2 separate regions of the Homo sapiens genome follow, and region 2 is linked to region 1. The links are chromatin loops, found by intact Hi-C in ENCODE. Cell type or tissue: left lung. All regions are shown on one strand. Each heading gives the region's core, and the rest is flanking DNA. Links, peaks and the distances in the headings are about the cores only.

Region 1 (9,975 bases), core at 564-8,563:
AAATGGATTTTTTAAAAGATGTATTTTGGGCTCTTTACTATATAGAAAACCGAATCTGTTTATCACTAAGGTTACTAATAGGCCTTACATCTGTGAAAACTTATCTGTCAGCTGGCCCTGAAATGTTCTGAAATGAGTCTGAGCACAGGATGCCTGTGACAACCGAATAGTTTAAAAAAATTCTCCATGGGAGCCGAAACCCTATTAAGACAGGTCTTTATTTTTGTTCCTGAATGCCACATTTAGAAACAAAATGTCATATTTTTGTATATGAATGTCACAAGTGACAAAGCATATGTTGCAACTTGGCTTCTAATGGTTGAAAAAAAAAGAGAGGTAAATTATCATAATGTTGGGATCTTCTCAATTATATTTGCATTTTCATTTCTATCAGAAGTCCATTTTAGCAAAGGAATGTAACCTTAGTCACTTGAAACTGCTGTTCCCTTAGAAAACAATTGTAAATGTAATAAGCAAAAAGGATAGAAAATGCCCACAGGGGAAAAAAATGATCCATCTGGGGTCAGAGCCATCGTGTAGATTGATTCATTCTTCTTCTAGCATTCTTATTCAGGAAGGAAAACTTGAACATTTTCTAGATTTTAGGATATTTAAGATTTGCAAGGAATTGGGGGAAAGGGAAAAGGAATGAAATTTCAGTCCCACTGGCAGGGATCAAATAGAGATTTTCTCAACTTTTAAAAGAACCGTTTTACATGTCCCAATCACCTCATAGTTCCTGAGTCTCTCTTCTGCATAAGGCATGTACTAGTTGTTAAGGGAGGATACAATAAGGTCATGATTGCTTTAAAATTATTCATAATAAAAACACATTTTGAGACTTGATTCTAAATGTTAAACTTAAATTTGAGCAATTTAATTGCCCGTTGAATAGGAATGAAATCCCACCGGTAGGCAGTTATTTCTTACAACCACTGTGTGTGAAATTGAAATCTTAAGATACCATTTCAAATATTCACCTTCTCTAAGGAAGTTCTCCCCAAAGAGTTGTGAAAGATAAGAAACTGACCCAAAGTCATATGCAGTAATCTCTTTTTCTTTACACACTCAGGTCAAAGTAGAAGCATATTATTAAAAAGAAACGTTATGCCCTGAATTTGGCTGTTCTGAGGTTACCTCTTGGAACCCAAGGATATATTTAATTTAAAAACTGACTTGAGCCCCATGCAAAACTGTGACAAGGAAAGTAATAATTTATCAGATTAAATAAAAACAAGCAGATGTGGCCAGGCGCGGTGGCTCATGCCTGCAATCCCAGCACTGTGGGAGGCTGAGGCAGATGGACCGCCTGAGGTCAGGAGTTTCAGACCAGCCTGGCCAACATGGTGAAACCCCGTCTCTACTAAAAATACAAAAAATTAGCTAGGCGTGGTGGCGAGCGCCTGTAATCCCAGCTACTCGGGAGGCTGAGGCAGGGAAAATCGCTTGAACCCAGGAGGCAGAGGTTGCAGTGAGCTGAGATCGCACCATTGCACTCCAGCCTGGGTATCAGAGCGAGACTCCATCTCAAAAAACAAACAAACAAACAAATAACACCCAAGCAGATGCAAACAGGTCATTTAGTCACCACGATAATGAACGTTAAAATGGAAAACACTTACATGTTTTATTTAGGAGAAGAAGGGGGTGAGGTGAAGGAATCCTGTTTCCTGCTTTTAAAAAACAGGAAATAGTTTCCAAATTTGGGTGGGCAATTCTTATTTTAAACCCCCATTTCACCTTTAAATTTAATTTCAAGCTCTTTTAAAATTATCTTAATGATGCCCTTTACTATAACATAGCAGCTGCCATTTATGAGTGCTTACTATATACCAGTTGCTTTTCATGCAAGCAACTTCATATCTGTTATTACCCCCATGCCATTACAAATCTATGTGCCACCCTTTTGTGCACTAACTCATATAATCCCCACAATAACTTAGGCAATAGGTTCTGTCGTCTCCATTTTACAGATGAGGATACTGGGAGTTTATTTGTTTGTTTGTTTATTTATTTTGAGACGGAGTCTCACTCTGTCACCCAGGCTGGAGTGCAATGGCGCGATCTCTGCTCACTGCAACCTCTGCCTCCTGGGTTCAAGTGATTCTCCTGCCTCAGCCTCCCGAGTAGCTGGGGTTACAGGCATGTGCCACCACACCTGGCTAATTTTTGTATTTTTAGTAGAGATGGGGTTTCACCATGTTGGGCAGGCTGGTCATGAACTCCTGACCTCAAGTGATCCACCCGCCTCGGCCTCTCAAAGTGCTGGGATCGCCTCGGCCTCTCAAAGTGCTGGGATTACAGGTGTGGGCCACCGAGCCCGGCCAGGATACTGGGAGTTTAAATTCCTGCTGTGAGCCCAGGTTGACACAGCTGGTCAAGGATGGGTTAGAATCCAGGTAGTCTGACTCCAGAGCTACTACCGCATACTGCCTCCTCAGATTAAATAATTTTCCTAGGACATGCTAACTGATAAGTAAGAGTCTAAATCAAACCCAGGCAGTTGGGTTCCAAAATTCCAGCGTTTAACCACCACATTGACTGGTTATAAGTAGGTAAACTGTTCATCACAACCTATATATTTATTTTCATTTCTGTTAGAAATGAAAGTAGTGTGGTAGGTTACATATTTATCACATAGTTTAGGCTTGCCTAAATTCTAAGTATTTTCTTTTTTAAATTAAAAACAAGGGTCTATCGGAAAAAAAAAAACCCAACTTTTTTTTTTTTTTTTTTTTTTGAGACAGGGTCTCACTCTGTTCCCCAGACTGGGGGGCAATGGTGCGATCATGGCTCACTGCAGCCTCAACCTCCTGGGCTCAAGCAATCCTCCCACCTCCGCCTCCCGAGTAGCTAGGATTTCAGGCAAGCACCACCACGCCCAGCTAATTATTTTTATTTTTTATTTTTTGTAGAAACGGGGTCTCACTGTGTTGCTCAGGCTAGCCTGGGTCTCCCAAAGTGCTGGGATCACAAGCATGAGCCACCGAGCACAGCCGAAAAAGTCTTTTTGTATACTGAAGTCTCCACTAGGACAAAAATTTGCTCTTAAGGCTTCCTTTGGGACACACACACACACACACACACACACACACACACACACACAGCTTTTGATTATACCCATTAGGGACCCAAGCCTTGGGACACAGGGACCAGAAAATGACAAGAGCATGCAGGCAGTAGTAAACTCTGGTTATCCTTAAAATGGGAACAGAAATGTATGCCTATGATCCAGACTGATCATATAAAACCATGGATCCTGAAAGTACGTTCCCTCTTTACAAGCCTTAATGACTGGCATCACGCACAAATAGGCCTTTCAGCTTCTGAACGCAGATATTTTCAAGGAACTCTGAGGCCCAGGAGAGCCTAAGTTTTTCTCCACGGAAGGGCAAACTACTAGCCTCCCCCGCTTCCCCTCTGCGTTCCTGCCTCTTTCTAGAAGGAGGCTGAGAGGGGGAAGCCTGAACCCCCAAATCAAGTCCGCCTTCTTTCTCTGTGCCTGACCCAGGGCAAAATAATCTCTCTGATCCTGTTCTTGACCATTGAAAAAGCACTTTCTCTGGTCGGGATACTACTGGCACTTTACATGGGGGGCAGTTTAACCGCAGGAGTCCGCTTTCTGAAAGGTGCAGAGGGAGGGGATTCCGCCACCAGCCGACTGAGAGGAGCCCCGGCCCCGCGTGGTCCCTCCCAGCCACCCTCCCTCTGGGATTAGCTGCCCTGGCTCTGCTCTAGGCGTCCCCAGCCCGTGCAGTCCCGGCTGGCGCACCACCATCGCCTCTGCAGAGCGCGGCCGCAGCCCGGAGCCCGCAGCCCGGAGCCCGCAGCCTGGGGCCCGCAGCCCGTAGCCCGCAGCCCGCAGAGCCGCGCTGTCCGGGGCATCCCAGTGCACGGCGTCCGTGGACCTGGGACCTCGAACCTGGGACGGGCGGAAAATCCACTGGGAACACTTGCATTTCTGTAGGTGCTTATTTCACATTCTTGTCTTTTCTTGCTTGCTCGAGCTGTTCGTGGGTTACTTTCTGCCTTAGTTAAACCAAAAGGGAAAGGCGGAAGAGGGGAAGCCCTGAAGAATGATTTAGTGGTTGCCCAGCCTCCTTTCCAAGGAGAGGTGTTCGCTGAGCGGCTCTCCCCGTCCCCGACACTGGCCCCTTTAAGAAGCCAAGTCAGTCCTGATGCTGCTGTTTGTATTGCTAATCCCCAGGAGCCCCGTTTAAAAAAAAAAAAAAAAAAAGGAAGAAAAAAGGGGAGGTGGGGGGACCGGGCAGCTGTCTCTTTAAATGTGATTTCCTTCTATTGTATTTGAATCGTGATCAGGAAAAAGGAAATGAAACCAGAGACAGAGGGAAGCTGAGCGAAAATAGACCTTCCCGAGAGAGGAGGAAGCCCGGAGAGAGACGCACGGTCCCCTCCCCGCCCCTAGGCCGCCGCCCCCTCTCTGCCCTCGGCGGCGAGCAGCGCGCCGCGACCCGGGCCGAAGGTGCGAGGGGCTCCGGGCGGCCGGGCGGGCGCACACCATCCCCGCGGGCGGCGCGGAGCCGGCGACAGCGCGCGAGAGGGACCGGGCGGTGGCGGCGGCGGGACCGGGATGGAAGGTTAAGTCCTGAGCAGCAGCAGCAGCTGCAGCCGCCTGGAGCCAGGCTGCGCGCCCCGGCCCCCGCCTCGGCCGCGGCGCGCCCGCAGCCCGGTGATTCGCTCTCTCTCTTTGGCGTTTGAAGGGAGCGCGGTGACTGTCCTTGAGCGCGGAGGGGCGAGCTCGCCGGCGGAGCGCCGGAGCAAGCGGAGGCGCAGGAGCGGCGGCGACGGCGGCGGCGGCGGCGGCGCCCGAGCACCCGAGGGGGTCCGAGCCCCGGCAGCCGGCCAGCCCCGCGCCACAAAGGGAGCGCCCCCGCCGCCCGGCACCCCGCCTCCCTCCCCAATGTCCTCGGCCATCGAAAGGAAGAGCCTGGACCCTTCAGAGTAAGTGCGGCCCCCCTGCCCCTGCCACCCCCGGTGTCCACGGCCTCGCGTCCCGGAGCGTCGGGGGGACCCGGGCGGCCCGCGAGGGGGCTCCAGGTGCGCGCTCGCGGCGTGCCCTTGGCCCCCTGTGCCGAGCGCTGGGCTCCTCCTTCCTCCCGGGTGATTCCGGGGGCTCTGGGAGAGGGACTGGGCGGCGGGCGGCAGGGACAGGGGTCGGCCCGGCGCCTCTGCGGGCCACTCCAGGCTACTGGGACGCTCCCCAAAGCCACCACGGGCCAGAAAGTTTGCACGGGAGCAGGCACGAGGAGAGCCTGGAGGCGCGCAGGTGCAGTCCGGAGAGCGTTCTGGGCTTGACTCTGCTCCCTTCTTCCCTCTCCTTCTCGGTCCTTTCTCTTTGTCCATTTGGTCTTGGAAAGGGGAACATTCCAAGTGGCGGCCTCCGGGGTCCCCAACGGCCGCCTTCCCGGTCCGCAGGTGGAGCCGCTGCCAGCCTTGCGGATAACGGGCGGGTGAGGGGTCCGACCGTCCACCTCGGAGCTGGCTCTGGGCCTCCAGGGATTTCTAGAGCAGCGAAATCCGGAGTAAATCTGAGTAGGTGTACCCCTCCTCGGGGTCCACCGATGGGGACATGTGAACCTCGAAAGTTAATGCACCATTTTGTGTATAGGTGAATTATTCTGGGGAGTAGAGTCTCGTAGTTTTTAGCAGAGTCTTAAAAGGGTTTGGGGTCAGGGAACCAGAGCTCTAATGAGCATTGGCCGCATCTGTTTTCTGAGCCGCGTACTGGTTTGGAATGTTTTTCTATCCCTCACCCATTCTTCAGCGTTAACATGGGGAGTAAGGGGTGTTTAAGATATCATTTTCCTGTCAACGCAAATGCCCTTTTAAGAGTCATTAGCTGTCTGGTTTTGAGAATTTTTATTCCTTTGAAGTCCCCCTCTAATCCTTTGAAGGGATTTGTTACACAAGACCAAAGGAGCTGGTTAATGACTTGTCCATTTGTGCTTTTAAGAGACATTTGTTTTGTTTTTTCTTTTCCTGCTTTAAAAGAATTGTGCTTTCCTGCTTGAAATACCGCACACACACACATACACCCTTCAATTTCGGCTTTCTATGGTGTTTATTTACCTGGGTTTTACCCTCAGTTACCAGCATAAAAGCTCAACATATTCTCATAAAACACAGGAAGTACCACCATCCAATGAGAATATAAACATCACTATTCAGTCTTGAAGGTTAAGACACCAGTTCTGTAATGAGCTAGGTTTGTTATAACAAAAACCCCCACTTCCTTCAACAAATTCTCAGGAGAAAAATAACATTCCTTTTTAAAAGTATGTTTATGCAAACAATGGGTTTAAAGGGTGGTTTGATCACTTTTTTAAAATAAACTTAAAACTGAGCTCTGAGTTTCAGAGACTGGGCAAGATCATAGTAACACAATAAGGGAGTGAATTGGATGAATTGGTGCCTCATGCCTTTTTGATCAGCAGAATTTAGTCACTAATCCTTTCAATAGAAGATTAATCTGAAGGTTTCATTTCCCTGAAGGAAGTTTGCTTCTTTCAAAGTTTGTGCTTTTTCACTGAGGTTAGAAACTGAAACATCCTAACTTCCTAATACAACAGATATCTACTGCTGGAGGCTCACCAGCTCCTTCCTTCACTTCACTATTTGCCCAACGAAGACAGATTCTGATCAAAGAGGGACAAGCCAGTTGAGAAATTGCTGCAGCACATTCTCCCCATGCCCTTAGAAATTGTTATGATTGTCCCAGAAATCCAGGCTTAAATGATACTCAGGTGTAATATTCAAGATAAGGGTCTGGGAGAATATAAAATATTAATTTGAGGGTGAATCAATCTAATTCAGTCATTGTCTTGGATTGTCCACTAAGTATAATGTGATATTATCATTAATTAAGTATAGAAAGACAGAGCCAATATCTTATACTTTACTTCTCCATCTCATCTCAGGCCATCACCGTAACTCTTTTACTTTACATTCCTCCTGTTGTCCAGTATCCTACTAGATGCTTCATTGTGTACTTCCTCAAATCCAGCTTGGGTCATTACAATCAGCATCTCCAAATTACAGATGGAGACTTGCCTAGCTATATGCAAATGAAACATTTGGACAGAAAGCCAGCCAGAATTCATGAACACAGATTCCCTTGCTGTGCTACTGGTGGCCCCCACTGCCTCCCCTGTGAGTAACAAGAGCAGTTCATTTGAATTCCAGGCAGTTTTGCACCAGCTAAGGGCAAATTCTCTTCTTTCACAGTCCTTTGGCAGCATCAACATCGGGACATCCAATGTGCGTCCAGGTTCCATGAGTGGTTTTGAAAGCCCAGAGTAAGACCATGGGCTGTGGAAAGAGAAGAGATGCAACTCTGAGTTGATACACATGAAAAAGCTAGGGTATTAGTTATTAGAAGGGGAAATGGCAGTCCTTATATACAATCTGTAGAAACAAAGGAAAGAAAGCAAGGCTTCAGTGAATGAAACCTCGTCTCTACTTAAAATAAAAAAAATTAGCTGGGCCTGGTGGTGGACACCTGTAATCCCAGCTATTCGGGAGGCTGAAGCGGGAGAATCACTTGAACCCAGGAGGTGGAGGTTGCAGTGAGCCGAGATTGTGCCATTGCACTCCAGCCTGGGCAATAAGAGTGAAACTGTGTCTCAAAACAAACAAACAAAAAACTATAGTTTTGAATTTTTTTGAGCTAGGGTCTCACTGTGTTGTCTAGTCTAGAGTGCAGTGCTCACTGCAGCCTCAACTTCCTGGGCTCAGATGATCCTCCCACCTCAGCCTCCTGGGTAGCTGGGACTACTGGCTCATGCCACCAAGCCTGGGCAATTTTTTATATGTTTTGTAGAAACAGGATTTTGCCACGTTGCCCAGGCTGGCCTCAAACTCCTGGGCTCAAGTGATCCTCCTGCCTTGGCCTCCCAAAGTGCTGGGATTACAAGCGTGAGCCACTGTACCTGGCCATTTTTTTTCCCCAGATAAACTAACTTGAGCTTCCCATTTTCTTGTTCCAAAGATGATAGTCTCATGAAGTGCTGTTACACTGTGTCTAGAAAGTGTGGGCATGGCTTTAGCACTCCTAAATATTCATAAGGAACACTTCATACTTCACATGACGGGATCACCTGAAGTTGTCAGAGTGTTATAGACATTGAGCCACCTAGCCTCCTGTCCCCAAGTATAATGGCTGCTGGGCTTTATGGGCACAGACCAATTAGGACACAAGGTCGCCTGGTAAGTTAGTACCAGTTAGAAATAGGAGACATGGATTTATACCTGCAGGGTACCCAGGAGGAAACTCCCTTTGGGAATTTTACAGATGGAAGAAGGTCTGTTTTTTGAAACATAATAGATTTTTAAGAAATAGATTTGTGTTTAAGTAAGGTTCCAGAGAACACTTGCTAATTATTATAAATCAACACGTATTAAGTGTTTGCTGTGTCCCATGTGGGGGACACTAGAATAATTCCTTCCACTCCTTTATTTTCTTTTAGCAAAGTTATTTATTTTTAAATGTAAAAATGTATTCAGATTCCAGTGAAGCAAAGTGAACAGGAGATGCTATGCATGGCGTATTAACGAAAGAACACGTGTCACAGCCTATTAACAATTGCTGGATTGAGATGTCAGTGTCTGTTTAATTGCCTTCCACTCTCTTTGAAATAATCATTGCCCCCACTTCATTTTCTTCCTCAAATCAACTTTATCCAAATCAATTTTACTCTTATAAAAATGTTCAGGTAAGGAAAGAAAGGCCTATTTGATGTCCTTCGTGTAACAATGGCCTTACGATATGGGATTTTCCTCCAAGTATTCCTTCAGTAGGAAGAATGGAAAATGGAATTTCTGTAAAAAAGTAAAATTAGGAGAATTCCTATTATGTCCTGATGGAATTTTGATTTTGGAAAGAGAAAGCAACCTAAAATAATTTTTGGTCTCATTCTTCTTTCTTCCTCACCTCTGCTTTTGTGCAGTTGGTTAGGGCTGGAGGGAGGATGGCACTGGGGATTTGCAGATTCTTAGCACTCTGGGTCATCTGCTGCCCTGGCAGTGAGCGACTCTTTTAGTCCAGAGTGCGTCCTTTGAGGTTAGGCAGTGCCCTTGGGTGTCCAGGTTATGGGAGGAGGAAAATGAGGGAGATCTGTGAAGATAGAGTCAGCGGGGAGAGTGGGAAAAAGCAGAAGGAGACCAGAGGTGCCCAGGTAGTGCTGGGCATGGGCAGGGGCACAGTGCCACCTGCAATTGCCTTTGATGCCTCTTGGTGCCCTGTGTTTACTTCTTAGACATCTAGGGAGTAAGGTCTGGCTCTTTCCCGTCTTAACCCAAGGTTGGTTGGGACTCTGCAGTCTGGCCAAGGGATGTGTTGTCCTGTCCCTTCTCCCTTAGGTCACTGAAAGGCAGTCAGGTGAGATGCCCTGTCTGGCCCAAAACGATCTCGGACCCTCGGTGCTGGTCTCACTCTGGTGAGGCTGTCCCTGATGCTTGGCCTTCTCTCCAGGGAACCAGTGGATGAGGTGCTGCAGATCCCCCCATCCCTGCTGACATGCGGCGGCTGCCAGCAGAACATTGGGGACCGCTACTTCCTGAAGGCCATCGACCAGTACTGGCACGAGGACTGCCTGAGCTGCGACCTCTGTGGCTGCCGGCTGGGTGAGGTGGGGCGGCGCCTCTACTACAAACTGGGCCGGAAGCTCTGCCGGAGAGACTATCTCAGGTACCCTCCCCGGCACTCCACTGGGCCCTCGGAAGGGAGGCTGGGTGGTCCATGGACATCTGCAGTCGGTGTGTGTTGCCCCTTACCCTGCTCCAGGCTCGGACACCACCTATAGAAAGAGGTCAGACTGCAGAGGCTGAGTCTCAGCTCCTGTGCTGAGAAGCAGAGGGCATTTCTTCCTGTTTGAGAAGCATGTTCTCAGGGTTACGTTCCTATGTGGTAAAATACTAATATCTTTAAAGGCAAGAGAATTGTATACCCAAAATTCA
Region 2 (9,975 bases), core at 781-8,780, 85 kb before region 1:
CTTTGAGCTCAGGTCCTAAAAAGTTACACAGCGACAAGGTAGTGGGGAGAAGATAAGATGAGCCAAACCTTAAACACTCCTAAAGCCTTCTCATATACAAGGAGAGATCAGGGCCTCAGGGCAGGGTCACGGGGAGGGTGGAGGGGGTCAGTCATTTCCCAGCGGCCTCACATTCACAAAAGATTTCAAATTTGACTTTATATAAATTATCTCTGAATAAGCATTGGCATATAGTCACAACAATACAACAATAGACTTAAACCATTAGGTCGGGCATGGTGGTTCACACCTGTAATCCCAGCACTTTGGGAGGCCAAGACGGGCAGATCACTTGCGGTCAGGAGTTCAACACCAGCCTGGCCAACATGGTGAAACCCGGTCTCTACTAAAAATGCAAAAATTAGCCAGGAATCGTGGCACATGCCTGTGGTCCCAGCTACTCAGGAGGCTGAGGCATGAGCATCACTTGAACTTGAGAGGCAAAGGTTGCAGTGAACCGAGATTGCCCCTCTGCACTCCAGCCTGGGCAACAGAGCAAGACTCCATCTCAAAAAAAAAAAAAAAAAGAATTTAACCGTTAGAGCATCACAATTTCTGTTTGACCCAGTTTTGGCATTTTCTAATATACAGTTATGCACCTAATAATGACACTTTGGTCAATGATGGACAGTGGTACCATACTGTTCTAATGGAGCTGAAAAATTCCTATCACCTAGTGATGTCTTGATGATCCTGACCCTGTGTAAGCCTAGGCTAATCATGTATTTGTGTCTTTGTTTTTTTTTAATTTTTAATTCTTTTTATTATACATTTTTTAAGGACAAGGTCTTGCTCTGTTGCCCAGGCTGGAGTACAGTGGTAACATCAGAGCTCCCTGCAGCCTTGAACTCCTGGGCTCCAGCAATCTTCCAGCCTCAGCCTTCCAAGTAGGTGGGTCTACAGGCAAGCACCACCATGCCCAGCTAACTTTTAAAAAATTTTTGTGGAGCCTGGGCCTCGCTATGTTGCTCAAGCTGGCCTTGAACTCCTGGACTCAAGTGATCCTCCCCTCTCAGCCTCCCAAGTTACTGGGATTACAGGCATGAGCCACCATGCCCAGCTCTGTGTCTTCATTTTTAACAAAAAAGTTTAAAAAGTAAAAAATTTAAAAATCGAAAAAAGCTTATAGAATAAGAACATAAAGAAAATATTTTTTATACCCATACAAATATTTTTGTAAGCTAAATGTTATTACACAAGAGCCAAAAAGCTTTAAAAATCTAAAAGTTTATAAAGTAAAAGAGGTATAGTAAGCTAAGGTTAATTTATTATTGAAGATAGAAAAGTATTATTATTTTTTATTTTTTTATTTTATTTCTTAGAGATGACATCTCACTATGTTGCCCAGGCTGTTTTCAAATTCCTGAGCTCAAGTGATCCTCCTGCCTTGGTCTCCCAAAATGCTGGGATTACAGGCATGAGCCACCATGACTGGCCTAGAGAACAATATTTTTAATAAATTTAGCCTAAGTGCACAGTGTTTATAAAGGCTGCAGTAGTGTACAGTGATGTCCTAGGCCTTCACATTCACTCACTAACTTACCCAGAGCAACTTCCAGTCCTGCAAGCTCCATTTATCGTCAGTGCCCTATACAGGTATACCATTTTTAATCTTTTTTTTTTTTTTTTTTTTGAGACAGTGTTTCAATCTTATTGCATGGGCCGAGTAACTGTAATCCTGAGTAACTGGGATTACAGGTGTCTGCCACCATGCCCGGCTAATTTTTTGTATTTTTTTTTTTTAAGTGGAGACAGGGTTTCACCGTGTTGGCCAGGCTGGTCTCAAACTCCTGACCTCAGGTGATAAACCCACCTTGGCCTCCTAAAGTGCTGAGATTACAGGCGTGAGCCACCACGCCTGGCCAGAAGGATATCTTAAGCCTGGGAGGCAGAGGTTGCAGTGAGCCAAGATGGCGCTCAGCCTTTAATCTTTTATACCACATTTCTACTGTACCTTTTCTATGTTTAAATGTGTTTAGATACACAAATGCTTACCATTGTGTTACAGTTGCCTACAGTATTCAGTGCAGTAACATGTTCTACAGGTGTGCAGCCTAGGAGCAATGGGCTACAGCATGTAGCCTAGGTGTGTAGTAGGCTATGCCATCTAGGTTTGTATGAGTACATTCTATGCTGTTTAAACAACGATAAAATCGCCTAATGATGCATTTCTTAGAACATATCTCTGTGGTTAAGTGAAGCATGAGTGTACAAGGAACCTCTCTTGACCTCTGAGAGACTCCAGGTATGACAATGAAGCAGCCAGGCTGTATGAGGAGAAGCTGGTTTGGGTGTCCGTTTACAGGAGGAATTATTCTTTGTGGTTGCTACATTTGACCATCTTTACAGTCCTGTAAAGTTGGTACTGTTATCAGCCCCATTGCACAGATGAGGAAACTGAGGTCTTCCTCAAGGTCACATAGCTAGAAAGTAGTGAAGCTGGGGTGCAAATCCAGGTTGTTCTCAGCATCTTTCCATCCTTCCATTATTGACAACACCGTCCATCATTTTACAGCTAACCGTACTTGTTGTGGTGCACTGGGTACCTCAGACCATCTTCCCAGGGGCCCCACCTCCTCCCTGGACCGCTCCCTGGGATGTAATTGCAGGAACTCTCAGGAGCTTAGGCTTATGTCTGAGTTAGGATCCTCTAAAATATGCTCCTGAGCGAGTCCAAGGCATCTGATGCCTTGATTGCCCCCAGTGACATCAAGTTTCAGTTAGTCTGACCAGCCTGAGCAAATTTCTTTGTTCTAGTCACCTCTGCTTCCATCAAAAATAACAGGTTGCTGAGAAGCTGGACTTCAGCCCTCCTGCTCAGATGAGTGAACACTGAATCTGCACTCAGAGCAGGCCCCTAAATTTAAAGAAGCCCTCGTGTTCTATATTTTGACAGGTCGAGAAATCTAATCCATTTATTTTGAAAACCCAGTAAGCCCAGCCAATATGGGATATTTAGAAAGGCCAGAATTTTGCTTTTGGTCAGAAGGTCAGTGCTGTCATAAAATAACGGCTAAAGGAAGTGAAACAAAACAGTTTATCATAGGGCTAGAATTCCCAAACATTCTTTAAAAATACATTTTCAGTTAAAATAAAACAAAACAAAAACACAGCATATTGAATTGGCGGAAATTGCCAGCACTCTACACTCTCTTTGTTCAGAGGACTTATTCAATTTTGTACCCCTACTTCTCAGAGCAGTGACAGGCACATAGTAAATGCTCAATAAATGTTTGATGAGTGAGACTCAAAATAGTTTACTTTGCTATTTAATATTTTTTCCCAGGTAATAGTTTCTCTTGTTCCCAATGGTGGTTAAATCGTCCTTAAGAAAATAACATCTGATTTTAGTGCTCTGGGGTTTTGGAAATGAGTGTCAGGATAAGTAAGTTTGATTCTTCTTGGCACCTTGAATTATGTTATTGATGATACAGATAACAGGGTCGTATGATAAGATTCTCTAAAGATAACGTATTTGACCATTTCAACCTTGTGAAAGGGGCATGGGAGATGTTATTATTCTTATGTCACCCCCAGGAAGGGTGCATAAGTACAGACCATTACTTAATAGAAAATAACACTCCTGATGTTCAGAAGATGGTGCAAGACCTTCTTTTGTTTTCCCTTTAAGTCACTTTTCAGTCTACATATAATGTCCCCTTCTGATGGGTATCCAGGTGTCTCTTTTTGGGTCTTCCCTCCCTCTTTTTTTTTTTTTTTTTTTTTTTTAAACAGAGTCTCACTCTGTCGCCCAGGCTGGAGTGCTGTGGTGCAATCTCAACTCACTGTAACCTCTGCCTCTCGGGTTTAAGTAATTCTCCTGGCTCAGCCTCCTGAGTAGCTGGGACTACAGGTGCCCGCCATCACACTGGGCTAATTTTTGTATTTTTTGTAGAGACACAGTTTCACCATTTCACTCAGGCTGGTCTTAAACTCTTGGACTCAAGAGATCTACCCACCTTGGCCTCCCAAAGTGCTGGGATTACAGGTGTAAGCCACCATGCCCGGCCTCCCCTCCCTCTTCTCCTACCTCCCACTATCTCCTCAATCCTTTCTACCCCCTCCCTCTGAGCTCCATCCTGGAGAATCACCAGAAGACCCTCAGGGTTCTAAGCATGGCTCCTGGCTTTACCATGGTGGGATGATGGCAGGCCCTAATCCTGCATCCAAAGATTTGATTCATATTCAGAGGGAGCAAGTTGATACCTGAGACAAGAGCTGACTCTTGGAGTCTTGAGGGATGCCCAGTTATTAGAGGTTCTTTTCTCTGCCTAAGTTGTGAACCAACTGATAAATAAGAGGAAGAGCCAGCTGATGGAGGCAGGGTTTCACCTTAGTGAGAAAGTGGATATTGGAGAATACAGCTTATAGCTATAGGCAAATAGGGCCCCTAACACAGAATACCAGAATTAGGCATTCTTACCCATGCTGAACTGTGGGAGGCTGCCTTTCATCAGGGCAGAACTTGTGCCCCAAAGAAAAAGGGAGGAAAAGGCACTCTCTTATGAATGCCCAGTTTCTCCCTCCAAACCCATCAGTCATAAGGTACTCTTCCCATCAAGGGAGGAATGAGTGAAGAGTAGGGAGAGGCCAGGAGTGTTACTCTTAGAGATGTCTCTTCCCGTGAGGAATCTTCAAGAAGGGGAGTGAGTATTTCCCTTTAACACATCATGTGACTTAGTAGGTAATGCTTAAAAATAAATAATTTTTTGCATAAAATCATCAGAATTTCTGGCTTTTTTTCACAAAGCCAGAAAGATCTGTCGGCACTGAGCCTGTGCTCCCACGTGGCACCACAATCCTGGAGCCGAGTTGCACCCATCCCTCTCAGCAGGTGTGTGTGATCTCGCTCATCAAGGCCCTATTGTATAGCTCTGGCTCTCTGATTGTGCTTATTTCTATTACCTGTCTGGTCCGTCTCGGCGTTTCAGTTTGCTGCCTCTGCTTTAAGTCTAGAGTGGAGTAGCTACAGGACCAACAGACCTGTCTCTTGCTACTGTTGCCCACTCCTACTGATCATTGTCTCATTTTGATGTGTTATGAGCTTAACAAAGTTTCAACGTTTTTATTCTGTCTTACTAGAGTTCTCTTCTATACCATAGACTTTGTGTTGGAGAAGATTAAGGAGGTGAAGGGAAAAGAAAATCCTGTTCTATTCGCCTATTAAATAAAGGAAGAAATGGGAGCCGGGAGATTAGGGAACTGATCAAGAAGTACTGCAGAAAGAAGACATCCATGCGGTCCTTTGCTGTCCTCTCTCCTACACTGCAGCGGTGGCCATTTTTGCTTCGCTGGGCTCCACGGATCTGGAGGAGCAACAGATCTGCACATCTGAATGTGAGTTTTGGAAGCATACTTTGCCTCCTTAGGGTGACAAATTCATCAGAAGCTCCGGGCTGATTGGACTCACAGCTGAAAAGGAGTGGTAATAACAAGAGGAGGTGTCAAGAACCTGTTTCTATAGCCTTCCTGCCACTCCTCTGTTTCTTCTAGATGGGCAAAGGGGTTAATTCAGGGAAGGAGCAGGGCAGTATGAAGCAAGCGAGACCTCCTTCACACATTTCCCCTGTCACCCCACCCACTATCTGTAGACATACTTGGACTGTCCTCAGAGACTTGGCATAAATCAGAGGGGAAGGTGGTTGCTAGGATAAATGGATGAATGGATAGACGTGTAGACCAATGGACTAATGGTTAATCCCAGAAAGTTTTGCAGCGATACTCTATGTGTTTGCAGCAGAAAACATTTTTTTTTCTTTTTTGAGGTGGAGTCTTGCTTTGTCACCCAGGCTGAAATTCAGCAGCACAATTTCGGCTCACTGCAACCTCCACCTCCCGTGTTCAAGAGATTCTCCTGCCTTAGCCTCCTAAGCAGCTGGGACTATAGGCATGCACCACAATGCCCAGCTAATTTTTGTATTTTTAGTAGAGGCAGGGTTCCATCATGTTGGCCAGGCTGGTCTCGAACTCCTGACCTCAGGTGATCCACCTGCCCAGCCTCCCAAAGTGCTGGGATTACAGGCGTGAGCCACTGCAGCCAGCCCAGAAAACATTTTAATTTGTTCTTAGAGTCCTACTTTTAACACCTGAGGTTCATATATCAAGGCTGGAAAAAACTTTCTGTCTTCAATAAGAAGGAAGTATTAATACAATGGAGATTAACAGTATGGGTTTAGGGAGCTACTTGCTTCTTTTTAAAAATATGTATAGAACAGCTGAAATGTATCATTTGCTTCTTTTTAACATCTCTGAGCTTCCATTTCTTCATGTATAAAATAATAATAGTAACTTTCTCAAAGACGGTTGCTATTAGAATTAACTAAAATACTTTTTGGAAAATACCAATAACTCTGTGCCTGGCAGACAGGAAGCACTCAGGAAATGATAAGTCTAATTCAATAGAAAGAATTTTGTTTTGGCTGGGCGTGGTGGCTCATGCCTGGAGGCCGAGGCGTGTGGATCACTTGAGCTCAGGAGTTTGAGACCAGCCTGGGCAACATGGCAAAACCCTGTCTCTACAAAAAATTAGCCAGGCATGGTGGCTCACATCCCAGCTTCTTAGGGGGCTGAGGCGGAAGGATCATCTGAGCCCCAGAGGTCAAGGCTGCAGTGAGCCGAGATCGCGCCACTGCACTCCAGCCTGAGTGACAGAGTGAGACCTTGTCTCGAAAAATATATAAAAAATAAAAATTAAAAAAATTCTGTTTTACATTAAGCACTCATTACATGCTTAGCTCTATCACGAGAATTAGTGTGTGGTGGTGGGTACTGACAAAATTTGGGGGGAATGGACATCTGCAGGGTATGGTGGTGAGATAAAATACAAGGACATACTGATGTAATCATAATTAAGCACGCTGACGTGCATTCTGGTGGGTGGTTGGAAGAGGAGAGCGCTCCTGTGGCAGGAGCTGTTGAGAAAGGGATTGAGTAGGAGGAAGGAAAGGGGGTGGGGGTGAGGGGATTCCAGGTAAGGAACAACACACCCAAAGGGAGGAAAGCAGGTATGACTGTGCGGTTTGCTGGCCACAGCAAGGGAGGAGATGGATAGAGTTATAGCTGCTTGTCCATTTAAAAAAAAATTTACATTTTTAGTTTTTGTGAGTATATAGTAGGTGTATTTATTTATGGGGCACATGAGATGTTTTGATTCAGGAATGCAGTACATAATAATCACATCATGGAGAATGGGGTATCCATCCCTTTAAGCATTTATCGTTTGTGATACAAACAGTTTAATTAGGTGTTTGTTTGTTTGTTTGTTTGAGATGGAGTCTCGCTAGGTCACCCAGGATGGAGTGTAGTGGTGCAATCTCTGCTCACTGCAAGCTCTGCCTCCCGGGCTCAAGCAATTCTCCTGTCTCAGCCTCCCGAGTAGCTGGGACTACAGGCACATGCCGCTATTCCCGGCTAATTTTTTTGTATTTTTAGTAGACGGGGTTTCACCATATTGGTCAGGCTGGTCTCGAACTCCTGACCTCAGGTGATCTACCCACCTCGGCCTCCCAAAGTGCTGGGATTACAGGCATGAGCCACCGGGCCTGGCCTAATTAGTTATTTTTAAATGTATAATCAAGTTATTATTGACTCTAGTCATCCTACTGTGCTATCAGATAGTAGTTCTTATTCATTCTTTCTAAATAATTTTTTTTTTGTACCCATTAACCATCCCCACCTCTCCCCACCCCCCCTACTATCCTTCTCAGGCTCTGGTAACCATCCTGCTGCCCTCTATGTCCATGAGTTCAATTGCTTTGATTTTTAGATCCCACAAATAAGTGAGAATATATGATGTTTGTTTTATTGTACCTGGGTTATTTCACTTAACTTGATGACCTCCAGTTTCATCCATGTTGTTGCAAATGACAAAATCTCATTCTTCTTTGTTTGTTTGTTTTTGAGACAGTCTCACTCTGTCGCCCAGGCTGGAGTGCAGTGGCACGATCTCGGCTCACTGCAACCTCCGCCTCCCGGGTTCAAGCAAGTCCCCTGCCTCAGCCTCCCGAGTAGCTGGGTTACAGGCATGCACCACTATGCCTGGCTAATTTCTTGTATTTTTAGTAGAGACAGAGTTTCGCCATGTTGCCCAGATTGGTCTCAAACTCCTGGCCTCAAGTGATCCACTCACCTTGGCCTCCCAAAGTTCTGGGATTATAGGTGTGAGCCACCGTGCCCGGCCTATAGTTTTCATTATAGAGATCTTTCACATCTTTGGTGAATTCCTAGATACTTAATTTTATATGTGGCTATTGTAAATGGGTTACTTTTAAAATTTCTTTTTCAGATTGTTCATTGTTGGCAGACAGAAATGTTACTGATTTTTGTATGTTGGTTTTGTATCCTGCAACTGTACTGAATTTGTTTATCAGTTCTAATTGATTTTTGGTGGAGTCTTTAGGCTTTCAGACTAAAGACTCCACCAAAAATCATATAGCATATCATTCTGTTGATATGATGTATCACTAATTGATTTGTGTATGATGAACCATCCTTGCATCCCAGGGATAAATCCCACTTGGTCATGATGAATGATGTTTCTAATGTATTGCTGAATTTAGTTTGCTAGTATTTTGTTGAGGATTTTTGCATGAATGTTCATCAGAGATATTGGGCTGTCATTTTCTTTTTTTGACATGTCTTTGTTTTGGTATCAGAGTAATACTGGCCTTGTAGAATGAGTTTGGAAGTAGTCCCTCCTCCTGTATTTTTCAGAATAGTTGGGTAGAACTGGTATTAGTTCTTCTTTAAATGGTAGAATTCAGCAGTGAAGTTATTGTAGGCTTTTTTATGGCTTTGATCTCGTTACTTGTTATTGGTCTGTTCAGGCTTTTTTTTTTTTTTTTTTTTTTTGAGGTGAAGTCACACTCTGTCATCCAGGCTGGTTGCAGTGGTCAATCTTGGCTCACTGCAACCTCTACCTCTCGGGTTCAAGTGATTCTCCCGCCTCAGCCTCCCAGGAAGCTGGTATTACAGGCTCACACCACCATGCCTGGCTAATTTTTGTATTTTTAGTAGAGATGGGGTTTCACTATGTTGGGCAGGCTGGTCTTGAACTCCTGAGCTCAAGTAATCTGCCCACCTTGGCCTCCCAAAGGGCTGGGATTACAGGCATGAGCCTCTGTGCCTGGTCTGTTCAGGCTTTTTATTTATTCCTGGTTTAAATCTTGGTAGGTTGTATATGTCTAGGAATTTGTCCATTTCTTCTAGATTTTTCTATTCATTTCTTTTTAACCCATATGCAGGAAACTTTTCCTAAGAAGCTGCCTCCTCACTAGGTGCTTCTGATTGAGTCCTGCCACCTGCTGACATTTTATCTGGCTTAATTACTTAAACCTCTCTGAGCCTCAGTTTCTGCTCTGTAAAATAGGAAGAATTCTATCCATTTCATTTGATATTGTGATGTTAATGTGATTGCAAACATGGAGGTCTGTGTAAATCGTAAAGCACTGTACAAATGCAGGTTCCAGTTGTTGATGGCTTCTCACCTAGCAGTGGCAGGGAATTGTTTAAAACATGAAGCAAATTATTCCCCTGCTGAAAATCCAGGCCTCTTACTATGGCTTACTAGACCTTATACAACCTGGCCCCAGGCGCCTACTCCAGCCTCATACTTCTCTCTCCTTTGTTCACCATCTTCCAGTCACACTGGCCTTTCTGTTCTACCAAGGGCTAAGCCATTCCTACTTCAATGCCTTTGCATTGTCTGTTACCTCTCCCGGGAGTCCATGGCTGGCTCCCTGTTTTAATTTAGGCCTCATCTGTGATGCCATCTTCTTAAAGAGCCAGTCCTGGGCCATCTGATCTAAGGTACTGTCTACCCCATCCCAGCCCCGGCTCAGCTTGTTTCATTTTCCGCATGGAGTTGATCACTGTCTGAATGTGCCTTGATCATTTGTCATTTACTTGCTCATTAGCCGTTTCCCTCTCCCCCCAACA

What was found. Peaks named below come from ENCODE experiments on the same cell type or tissue, not always from the same donor. Only the 100,000 strongest peaks of a DNase experiment are listed, where the experiment ranks them.
Region 2: a loop joins it to region 1, with 2.9 times the contacts of the local background. A loop is called at or near these places in 28 of 110 quality-filtered maps.

Annotation. Positions count from the first base shown.
Region 1 is chr11:33,864,333-33,874,307 of GRCh38, reverse strand. It overlaps LMO2 (LIM domain only 2), which reads left to right. Exons shown (of 6, transcript NM_005574.4): 3 at 4,321-4,598; 4 at 4,722-4,962; 5 at 9,491-9,706. The coding sequence starts at 4,592. Among named protein-coding and RNA genes, the nearest start is that of LMO2, 23 kb to the left of the region's middle. RefSeq lists silencers at 3,686-3,925, 4,356-4,775, 4,796-4,875, 5,066-5,145. In left lung, for the core only: no CTCF peak of the experiment used is centred there; DNase peaks (open chromatin) are centred at 3,787, 4,527 and 5,187; H3K4me3 peaks cover 4,560 bases; H3K27ac peaks cover 6,567 bases; H3K27me3 peaks cover 3,031 bases.
Region 2 is chr11:33,949,960-33,959,934 of GRCh38, reverse strand. No RefSeq gene overlaps it. Among named protein-coding and RNA genes, the nearest start is that of LMO2, 63 kb to the right of the region's middle. In left lung, for the core only: no CTCF peak of the experiment used is centred there; no DNase peak of the experiment used is centred there.